Linked DNA regions of Homo sapiens: regions 2 and 3 are each linked to region 1. Evidence: chromatin loops called from intact Hi-C (ENCODE). Cell type or tissue: B cell. All regions are shown on one strand. Links, peaks and the distances in the headings refer to the core of each region. The heading gives the core; the rest is flanking DNA.

Region 1 (5,000 bases), core at 1-5,000:
AATTGATCATGCAAGCTAAAATCATGTGAAAGGATCTCAATAATCAAGAGAGAGAATTATGATCACCCTGTGACTTGAAACATCTTTGTCAAAATATTCAAAACCCACTTACTATTGGTTATAAATATATAGGGAAGTGAAAAACAGTACAATATAATTTACTTAGCACACTATACTTTAAAACATTAAAACATTTGGAATTAAAGTCTTTTTCCCTTGTATTAACTTACCAAGAATGTTTTGAGCAATGTTTGCCTTCATCTTCTGTTACTTAAAGATACAGAGTATCTTTGTATTCCTTGGTGAATTTTCATACTCCTTTTAATGTTTGGATCAGCTTCTGATATTTTATACTTTGTGCTTTCCCTCTTGGGGAATATCTCTGAGAGTTCCTTTAATGGGAAGTTTTCTGCCAGTGTCACTTCATTTAAGACACCTTCATTCTTTTCACAACAATCACTTCCCTCCTCCAGGTTCCTCTAGCTTCACCTCTAAAGTCTCTCAAACAGTAGCATTCTCAGCATTCCCACGGTCAGCTATTTCCTCTATAGCTTCTTTTATATTTAATTCAAATCTCACTTCTAGCATTGTCCCTTTTCTTCTTTGCACATTCATCTTTGTTGCCCAATTTCCTCTTTCTATTATTCACTCATGTCAGATGGGTATGGGTTTATTACTGAGACACAATGAGACCACAGGACTACACACCTACATGCTTTGCTGTTTTGCACAGCACAGAATAATAGTCAAACTGACAAACTTTGACATATGTAAAGCAATTGGTCACTGATTATGATGTGGATTTGTTACTTCTATGGTGACTCATGGACTGAAGACCTAGTGGTAGTTTATACTTCGTGCAGTTACTAAGAGTTACTATACTGTGGCAACTGAAATTTGTGGCACACATTTCAAACTTGTTGTTGGGGAATTTGTGTTATTTAACTAAAACTTTGCTGACTGAAATTTGTGCATTTTGAAACTGGGCAAAACAAAGACAGCCTATATCAGAAAAATGAAGAAGACTGTGTTGATTTTGTTGAATATTTTTGTGTTTGCTTTGAAATTATATACTACTAGAAATAAGTTTTGTGTTTGCTTCTGAGTGATATAGTACTTCTACAAGCTTGGAACTATTTTGTATTGTTGATTTCTTGGATCAGACATTTTAAGACAAATAGAATACATTTAATCTCTAAACTCCTGTGAGAGCAAACCTGTGATTAAAACTTTTTGTAAGAAAAAAAAAAAAAGGAAATCTAGCCAGAGCTTAAGGCGACCACAAGATTCCTTCTTGTCTTTTGGTTCAGTTGGATTTTTTTTTTTCCTGACCAATTTTATTGAGGATACAGTAGAAGATTTCTTGCACTTTTATTTGGTGGTCTCAACATGATCTTATGACCTATGTGGATACTGTGGTCAAAGCCCTCAGGAACCCACTCTTGTCAATGTCTTGGGAAGCTCAAGTGTTAGCTTCTATTTCCCTATCTAGTTCTTAATTTCTTATTTGTTTTGTTTTTTGCAGACTTTCTTATCTTGTGAGTTCAATGCATACATGTATAAATAATTTTTAAAATTATAGCTTACCCAGTATATCTATGTGTTTTGTAGTTTGTTTGTTTCTTCTCTTTTTTTGAGATGGAGTCTCACTCTGTAACCCAGGCTGGAGTGCAGTGGTGCAATCTCGGCTCACTGCAACCCCCACCTCTTGGGTTCAAGCGATTCTCCTGCCTCAGTCTCCTGAGTAGCTGGGATTACAGTCACACACCATCACACCTGGCTAATTTTTGTATTTTTAGTAGAGATGGGGTTTCACCATGTTGGTAAGGCTAGTCTCGAACTCCTGACCTCATGATCCACCTGCCTCAGCCTCCCAAAGTGCTGGGATTACAGGCATGAGCCTCCATAAACACAGAAATCTAAGGACTAAGTGAAAAGCAATATTTTAGGCTTCAAAATTTAGCCAGGGTGGTGCTTAGAATGAATGGGTAGGGAGTTTAGGTAGAATTGGTGATAAGATAGAGAGGAGACCCAAGGGATTCAAACAAAGGATAAGTAGAAAGCAATATGAGATCATAGAAAAGTTAAACATTAAGACAAAGAAGCCCAGAAGAGACAGAAAATACTGTATAAACAGAAATGAACAGAAGCACAGGACAAGTCAAATAATATTAAAGTTGAAATGGAACTAGAAAATATCAAGTTCCTCCAATTTTGTCATTTTACAGTGGGGAATTAGTGCTTCTAGTAAGTGGTAAATCTAGGAGTTTTCATAGCTCTCAGACTGGGACCTTTTTGGCTGTTGCAGAGGGCAGAGGGTGGAGGATATACGCTAGCCACAGGAACTATGCTTGGAGGCCAGAAAGAAGGAGTGAATCACTTCAATAAGAGTTGAGGAGGAAATGAAAGGCCATGTAAGAGTCACGTGGCTGTGGGAGGCTTGTGGGGTTTCCGTAATGGGGAAGTAGGCAGAGGGCAAGGTTTCTGCTGGGAGGAAGGGATGACAGAGCTGTGTGGGGTGGGAACATGACACTGGAGTTCTGAGGAAATCTCTCTCTCTCTCGGGGTGCAAAAGTCACCCACTAGAGTGGTCTTAGGGAAGTGACAGGCAAGAAGAGCCCAGGCGAAGGCAAACACAACAACGTCTGTGGTCTGAGCAAAAGGACAAGAAAAGGGAAGTTGGGGAAGGACAGGAAGAGCACTGGGCTCCCTCGGGACAACCCAGCCCCTCTGTTCAGGCTGGGTTCTAATCATAGGGTGTCCTACCCACTTCAGATTATTCTCTTAGGATTTTGTGTGTTCAGAGAGCTTAATAACCACTTACTCCTCTCCCCATTGCATTTTATATCAATTTCAGATTCTTGCATCTATATTTATAAGTATTCACCAGTGTAAAGAGTCTGCCAGTTTCCCTTCTTACACTACCTCCACCCTTCCTTTTTAGGGATAGATGTACATAAACTCTTGTGTATAAAATTGTCATACTTAGGAGTCTGGGTTATTTTTCATGAAAGCAATTTGAATATTTTAGGCTGATAGACATTCTAAGGATCACGTTTTCCATGGCAGCTCTGGGGCAGAGCACTGCATGGACATGGAGGGATATGGACTGTGACACACCGGCAGGGACTGTGGCTGTGATCTCTGTCCCACAGGATGAAAGCAGGACTACATATCAGTCAGATCAGAGAGGAAAAACCAGGTGGAGGGAGAGAAATGACATGGTGACTGTGTGGAGCAAAGGAGAGGGAAGTTTTCGGAGAACACACATTTCTAGGTATCTATTTGAATGCGTATTGCCATGATGGGGGTGAGGGTGTTACTTACTCTTCTAGGCACCCTGAGGGGGAATTTCCCATAAATACTTTTTGTTTTTTTTTCCTCACCCCTTAATCTTTCCTCTGAAAACAGACTGATTTATCTCACTGATAAATTCAGGAGGGAAACTGGGCAAGTATATATCAGCACCTCCTACTGCCCTTTACCTCTCTGGGCAAGTTGCTCCCCAAAGGCTCAGTCTTGCTCTCCTCCTCCAGGCCCTGGCTCTCACAGGAACAGCTGCTCAGGTGGGGAACTTAGGGTTTTATCAGCATTGCCTGAAATAAGTGAGTGTATTAGTCTTCTTGGGCTGTGCTAACACAAGGCAATCAGCTGGGTGGCTTAAACAACAGGAAGTTATTCTCTCACAGCTCTAGAGGCTAGAAGTTCAAAGTCTCCATCTGGAAGACTCAGTTTCTAGTGAAGGTTCTCTTCCTGGTTTATACAGACAACTGCCTTCTCACTATGAGCTCATATGGCCTTTCCATGGTGGGTGCACACACACACACACACACAGAGACAGAGAGCGACAGGGAGAGACAGAGAGACAGAGAAGGAAAGTGGAAGGGCACTCCAGTGTCTCTTCTTATAAGGACACTAAGCCTATTGGATCAGGGTCTTACCGTTTAGACATGAGATTGACATTACTTCTTAGAGGCCCCATTTCCAAATATAATCACACTGAGAGTTAGGGATTCAACATGTGATTTTTTTTTTCTTTGGGAGGGTACACAAACTTTCAGTCCATAACAATGAGAAGGCCACTCCATTTAGGGTCCAGTATGAGCAAGATCACTTGGATTACACACTTAAAGCAAATTATCTAGTGGCACTATCAGAAGTCAAGATTGACCATTAGATCCATCTATCTCATGTTATTTTCAACTTGTTTGCTTCTGAATTCAAGAGGGCAAAAAGGATGATACTTACTGGGTTTTATAATATTATCCAATATAGCTAGGTTATGTTGCAGTTATAAATAAACTTTAGAACTTGGAGGCTTAACACAATGAAGTTTATTTCTCATGCAGTTAAACTGCATGTAGATCAGGCTGCTCTTCTCCATCTCATAGTCTTGCCATTTAGAAATTTGACTGCCAAGTTGGTACCACAGGGTAAGATGATCAGATGTGATATTTTCAGTGGTCAGGACTGGAGCTGGCTAATGCTTCCAACACCACACATTCCATTGCCCAGAACTCAGTCCATGACCTTAACCCAACTATTAGGAAATAGGACAGTTGCATCTTTCCTGTAGGAACATGGAAAAAAATGTGAATAAACACATAATGTGGTATCTACTATTGTTTTCTAAAACCACAAACCAAGTATTTGCCATTAACAGCACAAGATGAGCAAAGATAACACCTAGTGCTTATGAATGATTTGGGTAGGATTTGAACTGGGTATTGCTCTTAAAGATATTATAGTTCATAGAAATTGCCACATATCTGTGGCCATGATAGGAAGAGCTCATTGAGAATGACTTCTGGCCTCACTATTAACGTTGACAAACCTAAGAAATAGTGTATATATCAAAGTATCATGTTGTACACAGTAAATACATAGAATAAATATAAATTTAAAACAGAAACAATGTTACAAATGGGATTTTCCTTTTTAAGGCACGGTCTTGCTCTGTTACCCAGGCTGGAGTACAGTGACATGAACATGGCTCACTA
Region 2 (11,664 bases), core at 3,428-8,427, 730 kb after region 1:
TACTGGCATAAGTTGGTACTTAGAAGAGGGCTTCTGTTATTTTGGCTGGAAGAAGTGTTGGAAACTCGGTAGCTGTGGTGGGTTCTCAAGATAGTGACATGAAAAAAGTATCATGAAAGAATATTAAGTAAAAAACATATCTGAGCATAGAGATGTATTATATGACATCATCCCAATTTTACAAAACATAAGAACAAATGTACACAGAGTAGAAAATTTTTTTCAGTTTCACAAACACAGTTACTCAAGCACATGGTGTCTTAATATTTTCATAAGTATATTGATCCTTTACTTTAGCTCCATTCTGCACCGGGTGCTAGCGGCAGAATTTCAATCATTTTGGAATTACTCTCTGCCCTCCTGAAAGTTAATGATTTTTTTTTTCCTTGTGGCAAGGTATAGGGGAGTGGAGGGGAAGGCAGTTAGGAAAAGGTTACTATTGTTTACTTTTCAAATTTTTAAAAGATGTTTTCTATAGCCTGGTACAATATTTCATGTGTGCTTAAATGGAATGTGAGATTCTTAAATGTTGTTTTCAGAATTTTATTAGATAAATGTTGTTAATTACGTTGTTCAAATTTATTATATCATTACAGATTTTTTCACCTTGTTCATTTAGTAATTGAAGCATAAACTGAAATCTCCTATTATAAAGTTTGCTTTTTTGGCCGGGCACAGAGGTTCATGCCTGTAATCCCAGTACTTTGGGGGAGACCAAGGCGAGCGGATCACTTGACGTCAGGAGTTCCAGACCAGCCTGGCCAGCATGGCGAAACCCTGTCTCTATTAAAAATACAATAATTAGCCGGGTATGGTCATGTGTGCCTGTAATCCCAGCTACTCAGGAGACTGAGGCAGGAGAATCGCTTGAACCAGGAGGCAGAGGTTGCAGTGAGCCGAGACTGTGCCACTACACTCCAGCCTGGGTGACAGAGCAAGGCTCTGTCTCAAAAAAAAAAAAAAATTTTTTTTCTTTGTAGTGCTCTCACAATCACATACATGTTATGTGTATATATAATATACATTCACACACAAATATATGTATATATAATCATGTATACAAACAGGTACACACATATATGTGTGTAGTGATGTCTGTACATGTGTGTATATGAAGAGAAATATATACTAATTATAGTACCATGAAGCACTATAAAATAATAAATAATATCATTAGATAAATTAGATAAATTCATAACTAAAACATAATTTTCTAGGAGTTGAAACTTTTATCATGTGGTATCTGAAGTTACTTTTGGGCTTAAGGTATATTTAAAATTACACAAACATAGATAAACTGGCTTTCTTTAGTTATTCCTTGCAAGATAATTTTTAACAATTTTTTTCACCTTTTGTTAACAATATATATGTAGATTTCTTAAATCAAATTTGATGAAAGTTGTCACTTAACAGGTCAGACCTTTTAGGTATATGCTGGTAATTAACAATCTGCTGTCTTTACTTCAATTTATGACACTTCTATATCATCTCACTATCTAAGACAATTGCTTTAGTGAATTGTCATGTTCTTTTTCTTCCCTCCCTTTACCATGCTGTTGTAATTTCTGTTTCTCTTATATTTGATCAGGGTTTTCTTTGTAAGACATTAGGAACACCTAAAAAAGTTTATTTTTCACTCTTCTTATCTTTTGGCTGGCAGAATTTTTAATTTTATTCATGTTTTCCTATTAAATATTATTTTCAATAGATGTTTTCTTGTGGTATGAGTCTTTGTCTTGCAAAAAGACTGAGGCCCTGAGTATCACAAAATAGTTTTTGAGACTCTTCTATTTAAATATCATTTTGCCTAAATTAAAACTCTAAAATGTAAAATTATATTTTCCCTTAAGACAAGATGAAAGCACCTCTTCTGTGCTGTGGAGCTAGATACATTTTGAAGTTAAGAATCTGGAGGCTTCAGAAAGGCTATTTAGTGTATATATTCTAAATAGTGTCTTACTAGAAACTCCATTGGGATATAAATAATTACTCCAAAATCAAAAGCACTAATATTGCAAAACAAAACATGTGAGTGTTCACATTTCAGTGAAATAAAGATTATACATAGCCTACTGTCATCCCAAATCTGGTTTTATTTTGCAAATAAATTGTGCTGTCACACTTGTTGGAAACAAGTGCTCAGTGCCACAAAGAAAAACCAGCACTTAAACAGGAAATTTCTCAGCAAAGCATATTTGCTTCTACAGAAGGGTGCTGCCTGCGTCAGTCACAATGCACATTCTAAGCTGACCGGATTGGCTACTGCTTTAAATTCTATAGGGGTAATTAGGCGGGAAGGAAGACACTGTCCTGTACCAATTAGGCGGGAAGGCATGTCTGGGGCGGCAAAGGAAGGAAGGGTTGTTTACAGAACAGGAAAGAACAGGAAAGTTTGAAGACGAACTTATTGTTTCTAGCACACTCACAAAATAAGTCAAAACTTTCCATTGAAAATTTTTTTTGGTTTTGCAATTGATATGGAACTTTGGACCAACATTATATAAAAATAACTCCATTGTCCTGCTTCAGGCAGTTTTGATATAGAGATTCACTTTCAATTTGATTCTTGAATCTTTGTAGGTGATCTATTCCTCATTACCGAAGGCTTACAGAGTATTTTTGTTCATTATATTCTTCAGTTTCACTATAATGTGTTTTTGTATAGATTTTCCCTTCATTCTCTGGACCTTTTCAGTCCAAGGATCCTCATGTTCTCGTAAGAAGGAAGCTTTTTTTTTTTTTTTTTTTTTTTTTTGACGGAGTCTCACTCTGTCACCCAGGCTGGAGTGTAGTGGCACGATCTCCGCTCACTGCAACCTCCGTCTCCTGGGTTCAAGCAATTCTCCTGCCTCAGCCTCCCGAGTAGCTGGGACTGCAAGCGCTTGCCACCACACCTGGCTAATTTTTGGTATTTTTAGTGGAAACGAGGTCTCACTGTGTTAGCCAGGATGCTTTTGATCTCCGGAACTTGTGATTCGACCACCTCGGCCTCCCAACATGCTGGAATTACAGGCGTGAGCCACTGCGCCTGGCCCAATTAATAGCCCCTGAAATTTAGATATCTTGGTTATACACAAAGACATCATTCCTAAAATTAAAAAATTCATTAATTTAAAAGTTTTGGAATCCATACCTTGCACTGTCATCATGGAAGTGTACAGGTGTTAAGAGGTCAAGAGCAGTGACACTCTGTCCATAGGGAGACTCTGAAATCTACCATGAGACAAAGCCTCAGTTGAGTCTTAAGGTTGTATGGGAAGTAGTCAAAGAAAGAAATGTGGGAATGGCTTTCCAGGCAGTAAGAAGGAACTAGCAAAGTCATGAGGCATGAAGACACAAGGTGTCCGGCATCTTTGTGAAGCATAGATACAAGGAGTACAAAGGTACTAGAAGTAAAAAAGATGCAGCTTATTCAACACTTTCTGAGACAGTATAGGAAGCAAGGAATTTTGGGGAAGAAAAAGGAGAAATATTGAAGGATTTCAGTGGAATATAAATGTGGCTTATCGAGAGAAAACTGATTGTGCGAAAAGAAATAATTAGACAAATCAAGTCTGAAAGAAGAAAAATAAAACAACCAATAAAATCATTTCAGTGAATAAATACTGTGATGCTGCACTAGAAAGCATGCAGATTTTCAGCAAAGTTATGGTTTTATGGGTACAGAGAACAGAAGCCATGGTCTAGCACCAAAGAAGGGAGGATGCTAATGAAAGCCAACTAGGGAAGAGTCAAGGAGAATAGGGTCAGTGCCACAGCATGAAACTGTAGCGCTGTAGCAGAAAGTTATTCATATAAGGTGGGAGGCTGCAGCCCATTTACACCTAGGCCGCTCCAGTCATACTGGGTGTGGGAAGATTTAAGAAACAACAGGCAGGATTTGGGGAATAGGCTTCAGCCCCAGTAAAGGATAAGAAGAGGAACCAAGGGCTTTGACACTGCAGAGCTCATACTCTTAACACTGAGGCAATTGCTTGTTCTCAGACCTCCCTCTAACAACTGGACCCAACTCAACTATTCTCATTCAATGGGAATAATTTCTTAGACATTCCTAACCCAGCAGTTCTTCACTCAATTTCTACAGTAACACATTTGGTCGTTGAGTCCTTCTTTATCACACATATTCATGAACAACTCTTTCATATGGGCCACTCACTCACATAGGCATACATCTTTTAAATTGTCTGTATACATGTGTAACACTGTATATACCATTTTCTCTTGTAGGCTCACTTATGTCTGTAAAGATGGGAAAAAAATACAAGAACATTGTTCTACTAAAAGGATTAGAGGTCATCAATGATTATCATTTTAGAATGGTTAAGTCCTTACTGAGCAACGATTTAAAACTTAATTTAAAAATGAGAGAAGAGTATGACAAAATTCAGATTGCTGACTTGATGGAAGAAAAGTTCCGAGGTGATGCTGGTTTGGGCAAACTAATAAAAATTTTCGAAGATATACCAACGCTTGAAGACCTGGCTGAAACTCTTAAAAAAGAAAAGTTAAAAGGTAATTGGGAAGAGGGAACACCCACTCCCTGCAACCATCCCCAAACCCTCCCCAACATTGATTAGAGCCCCACCTCGGACATACTTGAGATGTGTTTTCCCCAGTTTGTGACTCAACAGCTGAGACAATGTTGGTACTTCAGAGGCCAACAAGTTGACAACTTAGTGCATTCCATTACTGGTGTAGATTGAAGTATTTCAGAATGTATATTTGGGATCAGTGAAAGAACAAAAGTGAGAGGGAGTTGAAGGGGGACTGAGACTTCCAGTACATTAGAAAGATTATATAATAATAAAATCATAAAAACTGTTTAAATTCAAGATATGTACATTTAGCCAATGAATGTATCTGTTCTATTGAGACCATTTAACCCATCACTACCCTTTATAATTTAAAAAAATGCAATACTTACATGTGAGCCTGCCTCTCAGAAGTGTGATCTCCTCTCTTGTTATATCAAGTTAAAAAAAAGGATTTGAAAAAGTCTAAGTCCAAAATCAGTATATCCTTCCTCATGGAAACCTTTGGCTGGTTTCTATAATTTGAATATCTTTACCTGGGGAATGTGACCTAGCAGTCTCCATCATGAAAACATTAGTTTTTAAAACAAAATGATCGGAGAACCGCATTGGGAAAGGGTTAACTGAAGCACATGGAGTTCAGAGAACAGGAAGCATGTGCTCAGTGCACAGGGGAGGAGTGAGGAAAGTGCTGAGGAGCATGAGTCAGTGCTTGTTCCTGTCTTGTGACTGCTGGTCTCCTTAAGGCCAGGCTGGGCTAATGCAGTAGAGCTAGACTAAAGCACAGCTGAACCCTCAAGCAGGAACTGAGAGCAAATTGTATTGAAACTGCTTCAGCTGTCGGAGATCGTTTATATGTCTTCCTTTTTTCTGCATTGGTTGGGAATAAAATTGAATCTATTCCAGTAAAAGGACCAGCCCTATCAAGAAAGAGGAAGAAGGAAGTGGATGCTACTTCACCTGCACCCTCCACAAGCAGCACTGTCAAAACTGAAGGAGCAGAGGCAACTCCTGGAGCTCAGGTAAGCTTCAGGAAGAGGAGCAGGCTTCAAGTCCCACAGAGGAAGCTCTGCTACGGCTCTTCCACTCAATCTCTCCAGCAGGCAGTTATTTCTTCATGTTTCCCATCAAGTTTCAGATTTACCAAATTGTATGATAATTGATCATCTTATTGATGCTCAAAGCAATGCACCAAACACATGAGTAAACATAATGTAAATATATATAACATAAATGTGATACCTTCATTCTAGTAGAGTGGAGTGTCAACGTGAGAATCAGGTAAGTACTTTGTCCATGTGTATAAAAACCTAGTTTCTCTAATCCCAAGTCAGCACATCCCATAACAGAAATAATTAGAGAAATAATGTGTATAACATTCTCCTCTTTCTTCGTTTAATGAAACCATCTATGCCCATCTCTTAAACTGGCGAGAGATGGGCAGCAACCTCTCAAGTTTCCAAGAAACATCTTCTTAGGAATAATAAAACTACTATCCAATAATGAAAATGTGCTCTACTTCATTTGGCACTGAAAACGAATAACAGGAAAATCAAACCACTTTCAGAAAAGAAAAAAATCAACCAAAGAAAAGGCTGGACCCAAAGGGAGTAAGGTGTCCGAGGAACAGACTCAGCCTCCCTCTCCTGCAGGAGCCGGCATGTCCACAGCCATGGGCCGTTCCCCATCTCCCAAGACCTCATTGTCAGCTCCACCCAACAGTTCTTCAACTGAGGTACACTCTTCCTGGTCCCATTTTGCTTTGTTTTTTTCAACCCAAAGTAAAGGACTGATTTCACCGGTTACTTAAAAATTGCATCGATAATTTGCTAGTTAATCCAATGTACATATTGAGAAACCACTACATTTTGATCTTTTGCTTTCACAGGGATACTTGATGAACTTGACATTATCTCTGACTGCAGGAAGTTTTCTGTTCTGTGTTGTTTGGGGAAGGGAGAGAGAGCTATGCAGTACAGAACTGTCAGCTGTGGGCTCACTGTCTACTGCTCCCATGTCCTTCATACCTCTTCCCTTGGTTCACTATAGTATTCCATGTCAGACCTCTCCAGCACCTGCTAGTTTGTGAATGAGGTTATCCATACCCTCAGCTCTTTTTCTTGTAGATTAAACAACCTCCCCTGCATTAAAACTGTTCTATCGCAGTTTAAGGAGACTGGGATGTTAAAGAGTAAAGATGTTAAAGAAAACCCTTTCTGAGCCCCAGGTTTCTGTTAGCATGCTACCTGCTAGAGCCCTGACACTGAGAAAGGCTATGGTGGTGGGAATGACACTCTGTAGAGTTTCTGCAGCCTGAACCTACTGAGATGATGGCATTCTGAGGGGTTTATCCTACTTGTGTTCTCACCTGCTGTAAGCAAACTGAATCTTGGGTAGGAACACTATGAAATGTGCTCTTTAAATTGCCCTGTCTACACTGGTGATAACTGAACACTCTTTGTGTCTATAGTTTGTGGTGGGCACCATTTTTCATTTTTTTTTTATTTTTATTTTTTTTTAGTATTTATTGATCATTTTAAATGTCATTTAACTTTGTCTATTTTTAGGCTCTGGCACTTTAAGCTGGTAAGAGAAATAGTATAAGAAATTATTTCATTCTAAAATTTATTTATTTATTTATTGTTGTTGTTGTTGTTGTTGAGACAGAGTCTCGCTCTGTCACCCAGGCTGAAGTGCCGTGGCATAATCTCGGCTCACTGCAGCCTCCACCTCCCGGGTTCAAGTGATTCTCCTGCCTCAGCCTCCCAGGTAGCTGGGATTACAAGCGCCTGCCACTACACTCAGCTGATTTTTGTACTTTTAGTAGTGCCAGGGTTTCACCATGTTGGCCAGGCTGGTCTCAAACTCCTGATCTCAGGTGATCCACCCGCCTCGGCGTTTCAAAGTGCTGAGATTACAGGTGTGAGCCACCGCGCCTGGCCCTAAAATTTATTAAGTTACTTCATGACACTGGCTTTCAGTATCCACTGGTCTTATGTTGCTCTTATGCTTTATTTCTTAAGGTTGATTCTGTTTACAGAAAGGTCATCTTTTCACTATATGGTCTCCTCTGTTACTTCATCTTGCTATTGTACCAGTTTAAGATATCTTCTGCCCTGGCTCGCAATCCCTCTCTATCCTGACTCCAGCTCTAAACATCTGTGCAAGTTTTGGGGCCCTGTGTTATACTGAGGTCACTGAATAGCAGTTCTGTATTTCTCAATTAGACATTTTTCTTTGTTCTCCTGTGCTATCATACACAGAACCCGAAAACAGTGGCCAAATGTCAGGTAACTCCCAGAAGAAATGTTCTCCAAAAACGCCCAGTGATAGTGAAGGTACTGAGTACAACAAAGCCATTTGAATATGAGACCCCAGAAATGGAGAAAAAAATAATGTTTCATGCTACAGTGGCTACACAGACACAGTTCTTCCATGTGAAGGTTTTAAACACCAGCTTGAAGGAGAAATTCAATGGAAAGAAAATCATCATCATATCAGATTATTTGGAATATGATAGTCTCCTAGAGGTCAATGAAGAATCTACTGTATCTGAAGCTGGTCCTAACCAAACGTTTGAGGTTCCAAATAAAATCATCAACAGAGCAAAGGAAACTCTGAAGATTGATATTCTTCACAAACAAGCTTCAGGAAATATTGTATATGGGGTATTTATGCTACATAAGGTAAGTCCTCAAAATTGTTTCGTTTCATTTTTCCACCAACACCTGAAATTAAAAGTCTTGATGTGTGAGATGAAGCTTTGCCTATAAACTGGATATTAGAATCCAGGACTCTGAAGACTAATGACAGGTGGATAAAGACTTCTCTGAAGATAAGACTGGGATTAGGGGACCTGTTAATATTTCTTTCCCATGTTCTCCTTCCCAGAGCATTAAACTGTAGTCTTTACAATAATGTTCACTGAGAAACCTTAAGACTTTATCAGTTGTTATTATCTATGCTAAGTGATCAAGGACATTGTGAGGTCTACATCCATACACACATGATACTAAGTTTATCCCTTTGATTATTATCTCTACTGTCATAAAAATCACATTATTTTTATTTTGAATGAAGTATTGTCCTCTGAGGCTTGAGTTCTGGTTGTGACAGTCAGAATAAGAAATAAATTGACTACTCATGGCTGGAAAACAAATGCAGAAAGTAGGTAGGACAATGTTCTGACCAAATGAAACTAATTCATCATAAAGAAATGGAACAATTGGGAAATACGAATTTGGATGATACTTGGAAAATCAGGTAATCTAAATTTGTCATTTATATATAAATAACAAAAAAAAAAAATAGAGTACAGAGTGCTTTTCCTGATATGTTCCTGTCCAAATTCATAACCAGTTAGCATGAGACATTCCACCCCGCAAAAAAGCATCTATCCTCTGCTATTGATTCAAGCAATTTATCTGATCAATACTTCATTACCCATTATATTTGTTTCCTAGAACAACTCATTAACCTGCGTTACTTTCTGTACACAGTCTTTTTTTTTTTTTTGAGACGGAGTCTCTGTCGCCCAGGTTGGAGCGCAGTGGCGCGATCTCGGCTCACTGCAACCTTCGCCTCCTGGGTTCAGGCGATTCTCCTGCCTCAGCTTCCCAAGTAGCTGGGACTACAGGCGTGTGCCATCACGCCTGGCTAAATTTTTTGTATTTTTAGTAGAGACGGGGTTTCACTATGTTAGCCAGGATGGTCTTGGTCTCCTGACCTCGTGATCTGCCCACCTCGGCCTCCCAAAGTGCTGGGATTACAGGCATGAGCCATTGCGCATGGCCTATATACACACTCTTAAAGAGATGATTCTTACAAATCCAGTTCTAGGATGATGAGTAATGAGCAAAAAGCTGGAATGTTTGAGCTCAAGGACTTGGTTTCAGGAGGGGGTACAAATATTGGAAGAGACTCAGTAAATGCAGAAAGTAGAAAAAGTAATTAGAGAGTTACCAGAAGCTTGCTTTTTCTTACAGATTCCTCATAAGTCACTGAATAAATAGTTGTAGCAGATATCCATTCTTTTTGCATGGGGCCAGAGACCCAGAAAGGCTATCAGAGATTTCAGCTTCCTCTGTATCAAGGTGCTTTGGGAAGCAAAGCTGCCCTGTAGGTGAAAGCAGTAGAAATTTGGAAGAAAACTCATTGTTCTAGAACTGTCATAGAAATATCTCAGATATGAAAGACTTAAACAAAAAGGATATTGAGGGACGGCTTTCTGCAAAGATGTGGCCTAAGATATGTGCATATCTGTACTAGGAGTTGCTGTTGTGCATCTTGTTTAACTCTCTTAGAAGGGACTTCAGCCTATATGTGGTTGTTATTAATTACATTCTCAGGAACAGAATATTAATTTTCTGTTACAGAAAACAGTAAATCAGAAGACCACAATCTACGAAATTCAGGATGATAGAGGAAAAATGGATGTAGTGGGGACAGGACAATGTCACAATATCCCCTGTGAAGAAGGAGATAAGCTCCAACTTTTCTGCTTTCGACTTAGAAAAAAGAACCAGATGTCAAAACTGATTTCAGAAATGCATAGTTTTATCCAGGTAAGAATTAAATAGGCAAATATTAGTTTTCCAAAGTGGAAATGATTTGCTTTAAGTTTTGGCAAAAACAAGTTTGTAGGTTTTTTTTACAGAGTTCAGCGGGAGGCATGAGAAAACAGATATTCTCCTTGTATTCACATTTACTTTTTTTAATTTTTTTTTTCTGGATGGAATGATGTGATAGGATACAATTTTAAAAAGAAAGAAATCTGAACTTTATCAAAAAAATTGAACTCTGAATTTTATGTAAACTTTTAAGTGATTGTAGGGTTGGGATTTAAAATTACATGTTCTCCATTTGTGAATTAGAAAACGTCGTGTGTGTGTGTGTGTGTGTGTGTGATACTTTCTAGTTTGTAACATTACAATACACATATGTGTGTATTTAGTCCATAAAAATACCTAATTTGAAACTTAAAATTATTTGCAGTGATCAAAATTATGTCCCACTGACAAAGTTTTATACAGAGGAAGCTCTCCAATTTGTTAATTTGAATTCAAATATTCACGTGTTAAGTTTCCTTACAGTACATGATTTTACGCTGTTGCCATTTTGAATGTTGTAAATTATTTTTTATTTCAGTAGGTTTTTGGGAAACAGGTGGTGCTTCGTTATAGGAATAAGTTCTTTAGTGGTGATTTCTGACTTTTTGATGCACCCATCGTCCAAGCAGCGTACACTGTACCCAGTGTGTATGTAGCATTTTATCCCTCACCCCCCTCCCACTCTTTCCCCTGAGTCCCCAAAGTCCATTGTATCATTCTTATGCCTTTGTGTCCTCATAGCTTACCTCCCACTTATGAGTGAGAACATACAATGTTTGGTTTTCCTCTCCTGAGTTACTTCACTTAGAATAATGGTCTCCAATTCCATCCGGGTTGCTGTGAATGCCGTTATTTTGTTCCTTTTTATGGATGAGTAATAGTATTCCACGGTGTATACATACCCCATTTCTTTATCCATTTGTTTACTGATGGGCATCTGGGCTGGTTCCATATTTTTGCAGTTGTGAATTGTGCTGCTGTAAACATGCATGTGCAATGATCTTTTTTTGTATACTGACTTCTTTTCCTCTGGGTAGATACCCAGTAGTGGGATTGCTGGATCAAATGGTAGATCTGCTTTTTAGTTCTTTAAGGAATCTATACACTGTTTACTATAGTAGTTCTACTAGTTTACATTCCCACCAGCGGTGTAGAAGTGTTCCTTTTCACCACATCGATGCCAGCGTCTGTTTTTTAAAATTTTTTGATTATGGCCATTCTTGCACGAGTAATGTGGCATCATTTTGTGGTTTTGATTTGCATTTCCCTGATCATTAGTGATGTTGAGCGTTTTTCCTTATGCTTGTTGGCCATTTACATATCTTCTTTTGAGAATTGTCTATTCATGTCCTTAGCCCTTAGCCCTTTTTTTTTTTTTTTTTTTTTTTTTTTTTTTTTTTTTTTTTTGAGACAGAGTCTTGCTCTTTTGCCCAGGCGGGAGTGCAGTGGCGCTATCTCGGCTTACTGCAAGCTCCGCCTCCCGGGTTCACGCCATTCTCCTGCCTCAGCCTCCAGAGTAGCTG
Region 3 (11,664 bases), core at 3,825-8,824, 780 kb after region 1:
ACTTACAATCTGATTGAAGAGGCTGTATCACATATTCTTCAATTAAATGCTGCTTAGACCAGTTGGCTTGAATTGGTCCTTTTTACTTCTCTATGTTTTTTTTTTGGCCTTAATAACCTGGATGGAGAAAAAAAACATGCAGTCTGAGATGCAGTCGATGAGTGGCCCCTCCACTGTTTGCAGTCACTATGGCCTTCTGAAGTGTATGTATCATCTTCTCATAAAATTATTTTGTTCCCACCCTTCTAATACATTGGTCTGCCTTGGATCATACTCCTGAAGTGAATATCTGACCTGAGAAATACACTCCCACTTAGCAAGGTCACATACGCATATTTCTCAAATCTTGGCCTCCACTCTTACAGAGATAGCAGGCAGTGCAACCAACACTGAGACCTGGGGAAGAGCACCAAGTAGTGGCAGGACACGGGTAGGAGGGTGTGGTGGAAGGTCAAGAGTAGGGGTTTACATGGACTTAACTGCACTGGACTATGGTAGGTGCAGACGTGGTGGGACTGGCTAGGGAAATGTGTCCTCAAAGTATTTATTGTCTGTCTACTTTCAAAGACATTAGTCAGAATGACTTTTCCGACTCTGGGCAAGCTTTCTGCTTTAGACTTGTAGTATAAATAAGGAGCTCTTTTTTGGGCTCTGTGGGCACAACAATATGCGCCTCTGCCTTGAAAAGCCCATGTTCTCTTAACTGTGTATCTAGAATACATGTTTCCTAAGAGGGAGGTTCCTCAGTTCTGTGAGATGAACGTGTACTAAATATCAATGTCTTCCACTCTATATCCTGTTCAATGGCTCCAGTCCGGCTTTCTGATAGAAAACAAAAAATATCACCCCCTTGGAGAGTTGACTTTGTTCCATGCAGTTCCCACCTTTATGGTGCTATGAACTCCAGATGTCAGCTGTAGTTTTTCTCCATTTTTTGACAGTGTGAAGAATGTAAGTCGAACCTTATCTCCTTCCTTACATTTCATTGTGTCCTCGTTTCTAACCCCCAGTACTTCCATTTTCCCAGTGTTGTCACTTAGGTCAAATAATATGTTTTTCTTCTTTTCTGTTACCTATAAAAGAAAATCAACACCCAGCCTCTGATAATCGGATTAATGAATGCCGCATCAGTCACACATCAGACATGCCAGAAGAAGGCTCTAAAAAGAAATCAGTTGATTCTTGAACAACACAGATTTTACCTGTGCAGGTCCATTTATATGGGAATTTTCCTCTGTCTCTGCCACCCCAAGATGGCAAGACCAACCCTCCTCTTCCTCCTCAGTCTACTTAACATCAAGACAATGAGGATGAAGAACTTTATGATGATCTACTTCCACTTAATGAATAGTTAGTATATTTTCTTTTTTATAATTTTATTAATAACATTTTTCTCTAGCTTACTTTTTAAGAATATAGTATATAATATGTATAACACAAAAATATGTGTTAAGTGACTGCTTATGTTGTCCGTAAGTCTTCTGATCAAGAGTAGGCTATTAAGCAGTTAAGTTTTTGGGGAGTCAAAAATTATATGCAGATTATCAACTGCTCAGGGTCAGAAGCCCTAATCCCTACATTGTTCAAGGGACAACTTGAAAAAATGTTTCTGCTTTGAAACTAGCAGGTATATATCTAATAGATGTTAGCAAGTTCACACAGAGGAGGCAGACGTGTCTTACTTAGAACATGTTGTCTCCTATGCCTATCTTTCCAGTCCTAAATTCCCTTCCTTTAGGAGGAGGCCAGGGTGGCCCATAGAAGCAACAACTGCTGGATAGAGAAGATGGAGCTTCTCCAGGGCCAGCAGCCAGATTAGTCAAGGGAAAAAAGAAGACCCTGGGTTGGAAGAGAGCTATTTATTCTATTTGTTTATTTTTTGAAATGGAGTTTCGCTCTTTCACCCAGGCTGGAGTGCGATGGCGCAATCTTGGCTCACTGCAACCTCCAACGCCCTGGGTTCAAGCGATTCTCTTGCCTCAGCCTCCCGAGTAGCTGGGATTATAGGTGTCCGCCAATACACCCGGCTAATTTTTGTATTTTTACTAGAGACAGGTTTTGCCATGTTGGCCAGGATGATCTGGAACTCCTCAACTCAGGTGATCCATGCGCCTTGGCCTCCCAAAGTGCTAGGATTACAGGCATGAGCTGCCGCGCCCAGCCTGAAGAGAGCTATTTAAAACAAGTCCAGGAGAGACATGAGGTAATGATGCAAGACCCAGCCAAGAGTCTAGTAAGTAATCAAAGACAAGAAACAATTCACAATCAAGTCTAGATCCAAAGGGAACAGGAGGTTGGTCAGTTATTTAGGAGATTGATCGTATTTTAGGTTTAATTTTATGGACTAAATCAGTATATATGAGTGGATAGCTGGCCAGATTGAAAGCTGAAAACTGGGATAAAGAACATGACTTTCCTATCCAAGGTCATTTTACACTTGAGTTTTCCAGGAGGACTGGAGAGTCTTCCTATCAATTCCTTCTGAAACTAACCCAGGGCAGCAGAGGTTATTCTGAGGCTCTGAATGCAGGGGCAGCAGGTTCTCTCTCTATGGTTCTTTAGGTCCTGCCCTAGACCAGAAAAAGTCATCCCACAAGGCTAGTTCCCTGAGGCTCAGAATCATAATAAATACTTTATTATTTCTCACTTCTAATAAGTATCCTGGAGGAGCGCCTCTGCCCCGCGGCCCTGTCTGGGAAGTGAGGAGCGCCTCTGCCCGGCCGCCGTGCAACCTTCCAAGTGTGAAGTGACAGCCTTGTGTGTGATCTTTTCTGTCTTCCCCCAGTTTGCATTTTTGACATTAAAGTTTACTTTTTAATTAAAAAAAAAGTCTCCTCAGGCTAACTCTTTCTTCTGTTTTCTTCATTTAATCACAGTTCTTTAATCCTGCCTTGCGTATTGGTTTTTCAGGTCATTAATCTGGTTTATTACTCAACTACACTTACTTTGCATTCACAACAATAGTCACTTAAAATAAAGATAATCACAACTATAGTCACTTAAAATAAAGATAATATGTACAAAGTACAAAAATAATGCAGAAATAAAAATTATGTGAATGAACTAATTCCTTTTTCAGAGGCTACTGGGGTAAGTTGAAATAGGATCGTGACATTTTTGACAATAAAAACAATTTTTGAGTTTTTGTATGAATTTTGGCATGTTTACTCTGCAGCTCTTTAGAACTTTGTATTTTTTTATTTTGTCTATATAGAAAGACATTAAAACCATTTCCAAAGTTTCTTTAAGATCAGATGGGAAATACGTTATTCTTACTAATCAATATGAAATTAGATATGAAAACTTACCTTCTGGACTACAAACAAACCATTCACAATTGTTCCAAGGGGCTGAGTTTGAAGCGTGTTGATCTTCGGGGTTTCACCAGCTTTTCTGATAATGTTCAGCGGGACATTAACCTTTTGGTCAGATTCAGCATCTAACACACGTGAGGCGCTATTTACCTCTAAGAAACCACTGTGCCGATAATATCTTGCTATTATAATTATTCTCTTTGGAATGAATTTATCTTTCAGCAGTGTATTAAAAACTTTTACAAAGAAGAATTCCTTTTCTGTAGCCACTGTAGCATGAAACATCTCCTGCTTGCCTTCTTGGGTCTCAAACGTGAAGGGCTTCTTTGCTTTCAGTACCATAACTGGCAAACAGCGCTTCTGAAACCCTTCTCTGATAGATTCCTGCTGGGCCACCATCTGTTTCTGTTCAGGCTGAAGACAAGAGAAGAAAGATATCAGCTGTGAGTCAAAAAGGTACTATTGAAAGGACCTTACTTCACCTACAGTGCTAAACCTCAGAAAGCCAGCAGAAGATAGGTGGAATCAAGGGAAGAGATACAGAGGGGATACGAAGAGAGTTGAGGCCTAGAACGATCCAGATAGAACAGAGAGTGCAGAAGGAAGATTTCGACTCCTGTATTCAGATAAGACGGTGTAACACGTTTTGGAGGTAGGATCCCTGAAACCAAATCCTTGCTTTGCCATGTACTATATATAAAGACTTCATCAGATTTCTGAAATACTGCTAAGCCTCGGGGTAAATCTGACAAATCTGATTCCATCTTCTATCAATTCCATTCGGGCATGTGTCCTTGTTTCTCTATCCAATACTGTCCTAAATGTTCATTTTACTCTGGTATAAAAGTGAGGGAGCTCAGTGACCAGCACAGGGCTCCCCAAATTCCTAGGGAGCATTGTACATAACAAAATGCAGATTACATTTAATGTGAGTTAAGGGGGAGACCTAGTTCAGAGATCTTATGAGTGAGTTAAAGGAGAAATTTAAAAGGAGAATTAATACTACATTTATGGATTTACCCTTAAATAATGAATTATGCACTAAGGTTTATATTTAAAAAGTACATCTTATTATTTGAAATTATAAAAAAAGAAATAATTTAAATACCTAAAAAATAGATTTGGTTAAATAAAATAGGTATAGTCACAAAAAGATTACTGTGCAAATATTAAAAATGCTTTAGAGAAATATGATAAACTGTTATAACTGATTCAATAAAGGGAAAGGTCCTAAACAGATAAACAATCTGTTTCTTATTGGATAAATAAGCAGTTAAAGCACACACACAAACACACTAGAGAGATATTTACCAACATCAATGTATTTTTTTCCTAGACGATACAATTATAGATAATTTTATTCTCTTCTCTGTGTTTTTTATTTTTCTGAATTAACAGAGATAAGACACCTCTTTTTGGTTTGTTTTGGGAGAAAATACTACTTTTTAAAAGCCACTTGCCATTTAGAACCAAAGGGAAATACAGGGCAAAACAAACAGAGGCATAAAAAGCCAAGCGTAGGAGTCTCTGAAGGGTGTCTCTGATGTGACCTGGAGCTTGGGGCAGTGGAGCTTGGGCCAGTAAGGGGCCCTGATGGGCAGCATAACTGACTGCATTTGGATCAATGCAGGGAAAGGTCAGCTCCACTGAGGTCCACTACAGAAGTCCTTCTCTTTGGTCCATGTATCTTTATTTGGGTCTTCCAGACTGAAAAATGCATATTTTCATTACTGATGAGGGAATCACACCATTTATACTTGAACCTTGTTTTCCTGAAAAATCCAGAAGTTTCTGGGCCAAACCCAGAGGAAATGGTTCCTCTAGACAAAGAGAATGAAGTATATATCATCAGTTTTTAGAGCTCACACAGGTATAAAATAATGTAATACCTGCTTCATAGGAAATGAAACTGCATGTGTGGTGGATTCTGTGCTGGGCCTTTCTAACGTTGTCTGCCACTCCCTCAGGACTAAAGTAATCATTCTCACCAATGACACTCTCCAGCCACTACTCTCTCAGCTAAATGGGGCCACCTCACCTTGTCCATGCAGGTGTATAAAGGGCTTTTTTACATTACTTTTAAAAAAGCAATTTGCTGTCAAGAACCAAGCAGAAAACAAACAGAGGCATGCCAGACCGAGTGTCAGAGTCTCTGAATTGGATCTCTGATGTGACCCAGAGCCTGGGCCTGTACAAACCACAGACTCCCTCACAAATCTTGGGAGCCCTGAAAGACATTCTCAGCTCCCGAGCTCCCTGTAGGGTAGGCCAAGGCCTCTATTGCAACTACATTGGACTTGACATTCTTCCTCTTCTTCTCCTTTCACTTCCTCACAGATATTAATTCTGAAAGTGCTCTAAAATAGACTTCCTGTAAACAACGGTCTATCTCAGAGTTTTCTTCTTATAGAATCCAAAACATAACAAAGTGTTAATGTGTCCAGAACCTGGCAGAGATTAGAAGCTCAACAGGTGTTTAATCTGATGAATCAAAGGTAGTTCCTGTTTTTGTGACTCAGAATGCTTTTCATGCTGTGGCCTTGCTTCCCTTATTTGCATGCTGTGAGATAAAGAACAGAGAACAATATGGGAAGTGACAGTGACAGTGATGCTCTTACAAGGACAAAGACCACTCCACTCTCCTTATCCTACCTTAACATGAGGAGAGACTTTTGGTGCAGCACGTTGCTTTGCGACATCATTTCTGATGGCTGCAGATGCAGCAGGACTCATTTCAGCTTGACTTAGTGGCTTTGGTTTTGTTACCGATTTGTATTGCTTATCAACTGATTAAAAAATGAAAGACATGGCCAATAAGCATATAAACATATGAGCAGTGCACATTTTCAAATGTCACCAGGAATAAATACTAAAACCATATTAAGATATCTTCAAGAACAGCTAATTTTTCTTAAAAAAAAATCATATTTTAAAATGAAAGAAACTGGACCTGGCACAGACACCAGTAATCCCAGCACTTTGGGAGGCCAAGGCTGGAGGATCACTTGAGGCCAGGGGTTTGAGACCAGCTTAGTCAACATAGGGAGACCCTATCTTTACAAAAAATATTTTCAAAATTAGCCAGGTATAATGGCACATGTTTTTAGTCCCAGCTACTTGGGAGGCTGAGGCAAGGATAACTTAAGCCCAGGAGTTCAAAGCTGCAGTGAGTCATGATTGCACCACTGCACTCCAGCTTGGATGACACAGTGAGACCCTGTCTGTCTCAAAAAAAAAAAAAAGACAAGAAACAAAAACTATGAAGTAGTAGTCGTCTTAAATTGGTATAACACTTTGGAAAATGGTTTGGGACGCTATTTATTAAAATTCAATATCTACTTACCTTAACATCCAGTAATACCATTCACAGGTGTACAGTCAAGAGAAACACACATACAAATACAAACATACAAAGATAAGTATATAAGGCTTATAATGTACATAAATATTCATAGCAGCATTATTCATAATGGCCTCCAATGACTAAAATAACAATAAAAATACACCAATTCTCTCTCTCTATATATATGTATATCAGTTTATGTGTATATGTAATTATCAATTAAATGGAATCTTATGTAGTAGTGAAAATGAATAAACTGCTGCTATGAAACAAGGGCTGATTTCTTTCTTTTTTTTTTTTTTGAGACGGAGTCTCACTCCGTCACCCAAGCTGGAGTGCAGTGGCGCAATCTTGGCTCACTGCAACCTCTGCCTCCTGGGTTCAAGTGATTCTCCTGCCTCAGCCTCCTGAGTAGCTGGGATTACAGGCTCATGCCACCACGCCTGACTAATTTTTGTATTTTTTTAGTAAAGATGGGGTTTCACCATGTTGTTAAGGCTGGTCTTGAGCTCCTCACCTCGTGATGCGCCCACCTCAGCCTCCCAAAGTGTTGGGATTACAGGCGTGAGCCACCGCGCCTGGCCACAGATTTCTAATTATGTTCTACAAGGCCTTGCATTTTCCTTCTGTCGAGGGGACCCCATCCTGCCCTCTGAAGATTCTCTGTACTGCAGCCATACTGGCCTTCTTTCAGTCCTCAAGCAAGTCAACACCTGCTGTCAGAGGGATTTTCACACAGTGTTCCCTCTGACTGAAGGTACCTTTAACTCCTATGCATTTTTCACAGCTTAGTGCAAGTCACTTCCCCATGGAACCCGCTTTGACCAACACCAACTCTAACTCCTGGCTTATGTTAATGCTCCTTTGACACATGCTGCTGAAGAACCATCTTCCTTTCCATCAGAACATTTGTCTCAGTTAGTTACCTGTCTCAGTTAATTTGCCTGTAAGAAAAATATCTACTTTCCCTTTAGAGTATAAACTGTACAAAATTTGGATTTGTTTTTAAAACCTTGTTTTATCATAAGAACCTAAAAGCTTTCCTTGTACCTATTAGCAATTCAATGGATATTTACTGAATGGATGAAGAAATGGATGGATGGGTGGCATGTTGGCTCCTCACTAATGCCTACAAAATGCAGTCGTATACTCTGGCTGGGCTCCTCCACGTCTATGGTCAGGTTATATGTTATCGTGAAAAGCCAACTCCTACTCCTGATTTTTAAAAAGACCATGTAACAAGATGGCCATGTTTGATGACTTAAGGCACTCTCAGGCAGAAGAGGGCCTGGGAAATTATTAGATGTTATTTCTGATAGAATTTGAACAATTCTGGACTGAAATAGCAAGGCAATCACTGATTTTACTAAAAAGAGAAACGATTTAATTATTAGAGCTAAGAGTAGAATGAACTGTCTTATGAGGTAGTAGGTACTCTGTCATTACCTTTCAAAGATCAGAAAGTGGTTGACTGTCTGACAGGGATATTGTAGCAGGATCTCTGCACTAGGAAGAAGTTAAACTAACCTTCCAATGGTAAGTTAGTTCCATGAAATTGGTTTCAGAAAGGTATGCAGATAAAGTCTCTCTTCTATGTTCACAGCATCGGAGAGAAAACAGCATCAAGGGAGGCGGAAGGAATCAACCTACCATTCTACCACATCACATCAGCCATATTTCATTTCACACACTGTGGTACCAATGCAATATTTGTGGACAAGCTTGTCTGCCAATTATAAATCTCTCATTTGCCTTAATAATCAGGTGCACATTGTTACTGATTATTTCATTTATCATTTTCAGCATTTTATTTTAATCTTGCAGGACTTTTGTGGACTTTGATCACATTTTCTCTTAGCTTCCTTTTTCTACGCTTATGTGTCCTTATATTTTCTCATCTTGCTTCATACAAAAGCTTCTCCTGTCTACTAATTATTGCCTCTGTCTTCATTAAAGATTCTCCAGGTATCTTCTACCTTCCATGAGGTGAGGTCATGAGTAGAATAGCATATAGCACTCTACATGCAGACATGCAATGGCAATGGAGAAGGATCACTTAACCAAGAATGACAGATTAACTGTTCAAAAAATAAAACAAAAACTGTTTTCCTAAAATAATAGAAATAGCATGGACACACAAAAATTTCCTACATTCAAAAGCGGCCTAAGTATGTCCGTGGATAGAATTTTAGAGCTATGAAGGAACTTAACTGCCTTCTTGTATAGCATGCAAGAAGCATACTTTGTGTTTTGTTGTTGTTGTTGTTTGAGACAGGGTCTCACTGTTGTTGCCCAGGCAGGAGTGCAGAGGTGTGATCTCAGCTCACTGCAACCTCTCCCTCCCAGGTTCAAGTGATTCTCGTGCCTCAGCCTCCCAAGTAGCTGGCATTACAGATGCCCGCCACCATGCCTGGCTAATTTTTGTATTTTTAGTAGAGACAAAGTTTCACTATGTTGGCCAGGCTGATCTCGAACTCCTGAACTCAAGTGATCCACCCGCCTTGGCCTCCCAAAGTGCTGGGATTAAAGGCGTGAGCCACTGCGCCTGGCCCAAAAGCATACTTTGAATCCTACAACTGTTACATTTGGAGACTCTCATTTGGGAGAGTCCTTGGATAATCTACTCCTGAGTTTCCAAGCTAGTCCCAAACTGGATCTTTTTTAGCTAAGCAGAATAACAAAATCCCAGAATCATTAGAATAGCAAAATGGGGAGAAGATTGTAGAAGGGGAAATTTTGTTCTATCCTGGTCAAAGAGAAGAATTAATTCTTGATTTATTACCAAAATAAAAGATATTTCTAAATATCTCAGCCTATGTTTGCCAATATGCCTAGATTCCTGGCTCATCCCAGATAAGAAAAACACAGGGCAATGTTTTGGTTGGTTACTTGGAAGTAACATGTGTAGTTACTGCCATCTAAGGGCCATCTCTAAGAACTACACCTTCTAACTTAAAGCCTGGGAAAACCACCACTCCTTTCTCTTTAGTGCCTTAGAAACTACCTAACAGTTTATATCTGTATAGAATTATGAATGTACATAGTATCACTTATGTGGCTTCATTTAGCCTTCCTATAACTCATGTGTGAGAAGCCATGTCACCCTTGTTGTACACCCACAAATGCTACTAAAAGCTATTATAATTTTTGCTGCTACTGTTGTACTTTGAATCCTAAAACTGTTGCATTTGGAGACTTTCATTTTGGAGAGTCCTTGAGTGATATGCTCCTCTGTTAGCTCCTTTTTGTTCTTCAGACATAAAGCTGGGACATATCAATTGTTCTTAGTAAACAAAATCAGGAATTTAAACTAAATGTAGATAATTCAGATGGAGATGAGTGATTTATTGAATAATGTAAAAAAAATCTTTGTGTTGTGGGTAATTTATACTGTCACCTGTACTGGAGATAGAGAGGAAAGAAAATCCCTGAAGGTGGATTCTCCCTCCCTTCTGAAGAAGGAGGAGATCATCGCCTAAAGAAGGATAGTCTGGGACCACAGAAAGCTGGGGACAAGGAGAGGAATAGACAGACTGTGTGAAGGAAAAAAGGTGCTCAATATCCTGGTTTACAGTTTTCCAATGCAATAATTTATACTTTCAAGACTTCAGTAGAATGTGACAGCATTACATACTGTGTAAATGGAGTTGGGAGAAGTTAACTTTGAAATTCTACGTCCATATTCACTGCAACTGAACTGGAGACAAAGATGGGCAAGGAGAAAAGATGTTAAATGGAAGTGGTAACCCTAAGGCTGGAAGAAGAGATGCAAACAAAGGCTGGAATGGATTTGTGGAATTTGTAACAAACACTTCCTAGAAGCGATTCTCAGTAAAAGGGGGCAAAGAGACAGGTGCACTAAGTTAGCAAACAAATTCCAACAATGTGCACTGGGGGTCATATCCCAGGGATGCCATGAAAGGAAAGGCCCAGGCTTGGCAGAAAAAGGGACGGGGCAGGTGTGGAACTCCCACATTACCTTTCTCCTTCTCCTCCTGAAGACGTTTTGCCAAAAGCATATAATTCAACTTCTGAAAAATACGAATGGTCTTCATCACTGCAGACACCGCCCCAGCATTTTGAATCATCAAGGTAGCTACTTGTATTCTGTTTGCAGTATGTAGTTTGCCTGTGGCAATATTAAACTCGTCTGAAAGAAAGAACTTAAACCTATCCAGTTCCTCATCAGTGATGTTATCCAGGCCTGTTAGCAAGAGTATCTCCTTGTATTTACTCTCCATCTGACAACTTTGGGATCAGCCTATAAGGAATCCAAAACATGTAAGATTACACCACCAAAAGTGATTCTACATTCAAAATAAAGCAAGGTGAGCTATTAATATTTTTTAAAGAAAAATAAAATATTTGCAGTAGTAAAAGAGATTTGAGTAGGACATAGGTAAGAACTTCTTAAGCAAGGTGATCACTACTCCTGGGAAAGACATCTTCAGAAAGTATACAACACCTCTGGAATTCTCAGAAAACAAGATACATTAGCTGGGCGCGGTAGCTCACGCCTGTAATAATCCCAGCACTTTGGAAGGCCAAGGTGGGCGGATCACCTGCGGTCAGGAGTTTGAGACCAGACTGGCCAATATGGCAAAACCCCATCTCTACTAAAAGTACAAAAATTAGCCGAGCATGGTGGTGGGCGCCTGTAATCCCAACTACTCAGGAGGCTGAGGCAGGAGAATTATTTGAACCTGGGAGGTGGAGGTTGCAGTGAGCCAAGATCGCGCCATTGCACTCCAGCCTGGGCAACAGGAGCGAAACTTCATCTCAAAACAACAACAACAACAACAACAAAAAGGAAACAGGATACATTTTCCTGTTATTTTTAAAATAGATTTATCGAGGCATAACTGGCATACAACACGGTGCATACACTGGAAGTATACAATCTGATAAATTTTGGCATATACATATACCTGATGAAGTGCAATTAATCAATCTGTTCTTTCATGGATCATGCTTTCAGTGTCTTATTTAAGAAATCTTTTCCAATCT

What was found. Peaks named below come from ENCODE experiments on the same cell type or tissue, not always from the same donor. Only the 100,000 strongest peaks of a DNase experiment are listed, where the experiment ranks them.
Region 2: it touches region 1 in a loop (2.2-fold over the local background); 3 of 110 quality-filtered maps call a loop at or near these places.
Region 3: a loop joins it to region 1, with 4 times the contacts of the local background. A loop is called at or near these places in 4 of 110 quality-filtered maps.

What each region holds. Positions count from the first base shown.
Region 1 is chr1:158,283,470-158,288,469 of GRCh38, forward strand. It overlaps a transcript of CD1B not described here. Among named protein-coding and RNA genes, the nearest start is that of CD1C, 4.0 kb to the right of the region's middle. RefSeq lists enhancers at 679-728, 3,375-3,504. In B cell, for the core only: no CTCF peak of the experiment used is centred there; DNase peaks (open chromatin) are centred at 672, 2,532, 3,392 and 3,522; H3K4me3 peaks cover 2,251 bases; H3K27ac peaks cover 5,000 bases.
Region 2 is chr1:159,010,434-159,022,097 of GRCh38, forward strand. IFI16 (interferon gamma inducible protein 16) reads left to right here. Exons shown (of 12, transcript NM_001376587.1): 2 at 4,228-4,512; 3 at 5,439-5,554; 4 at 6,100-6,267; 5 at 7,796-8,218; 6 at 9,908-10,096. The coding sequence starts at 4,248. It overlaps LOC124904432 (a long non-coding RNA gene), which reads right to left and starts at 3,617. Exons shown (of 2, transcript XR_007066671.1): 1 at 3,134-3,617; 2 at 2,074-3,047. RefSeq lists a silencer at 2,183-2,292 and an enhancer at 4,584-5,783. In B cell, for the core only: no CTCF peak of the experiment used is centred there; a DNase peak (open chromatin) is centred at 5,328; H3K4me3 peaks cover 2,403 bases; H3K27ac peaks cover 4,685 bases.
Region 3 is chr1:159,062,602-159,074,265 of GRCh38, forward strand. It overlaps AIM2 (absent in melanoma 2), which reads right to left. Exons shown (of 6, transcript NM_004833.3): 2 at 10,637-10,918; 3 at 5,967-6,100; 4 at 3,309-3,728; 5 at 885-1,073; 6 at 1-117. The coding sequence starts at 10,898. The coding sequence ends at 91. Among named protein-coding and RNA genes, the nearest start is that of AIM2, 8.3 kb to the right of the region's middle. RefSeq lists an enhancer at 5,325-5,714. In B cell, for the core only: no CTCF peak of the experiment used is centred there; a DNase peak (open chromatin) is centred at 5,750; H3K4me3 peaks cover 2,825 bases; H3K27ac peaks cover 5,000 bases.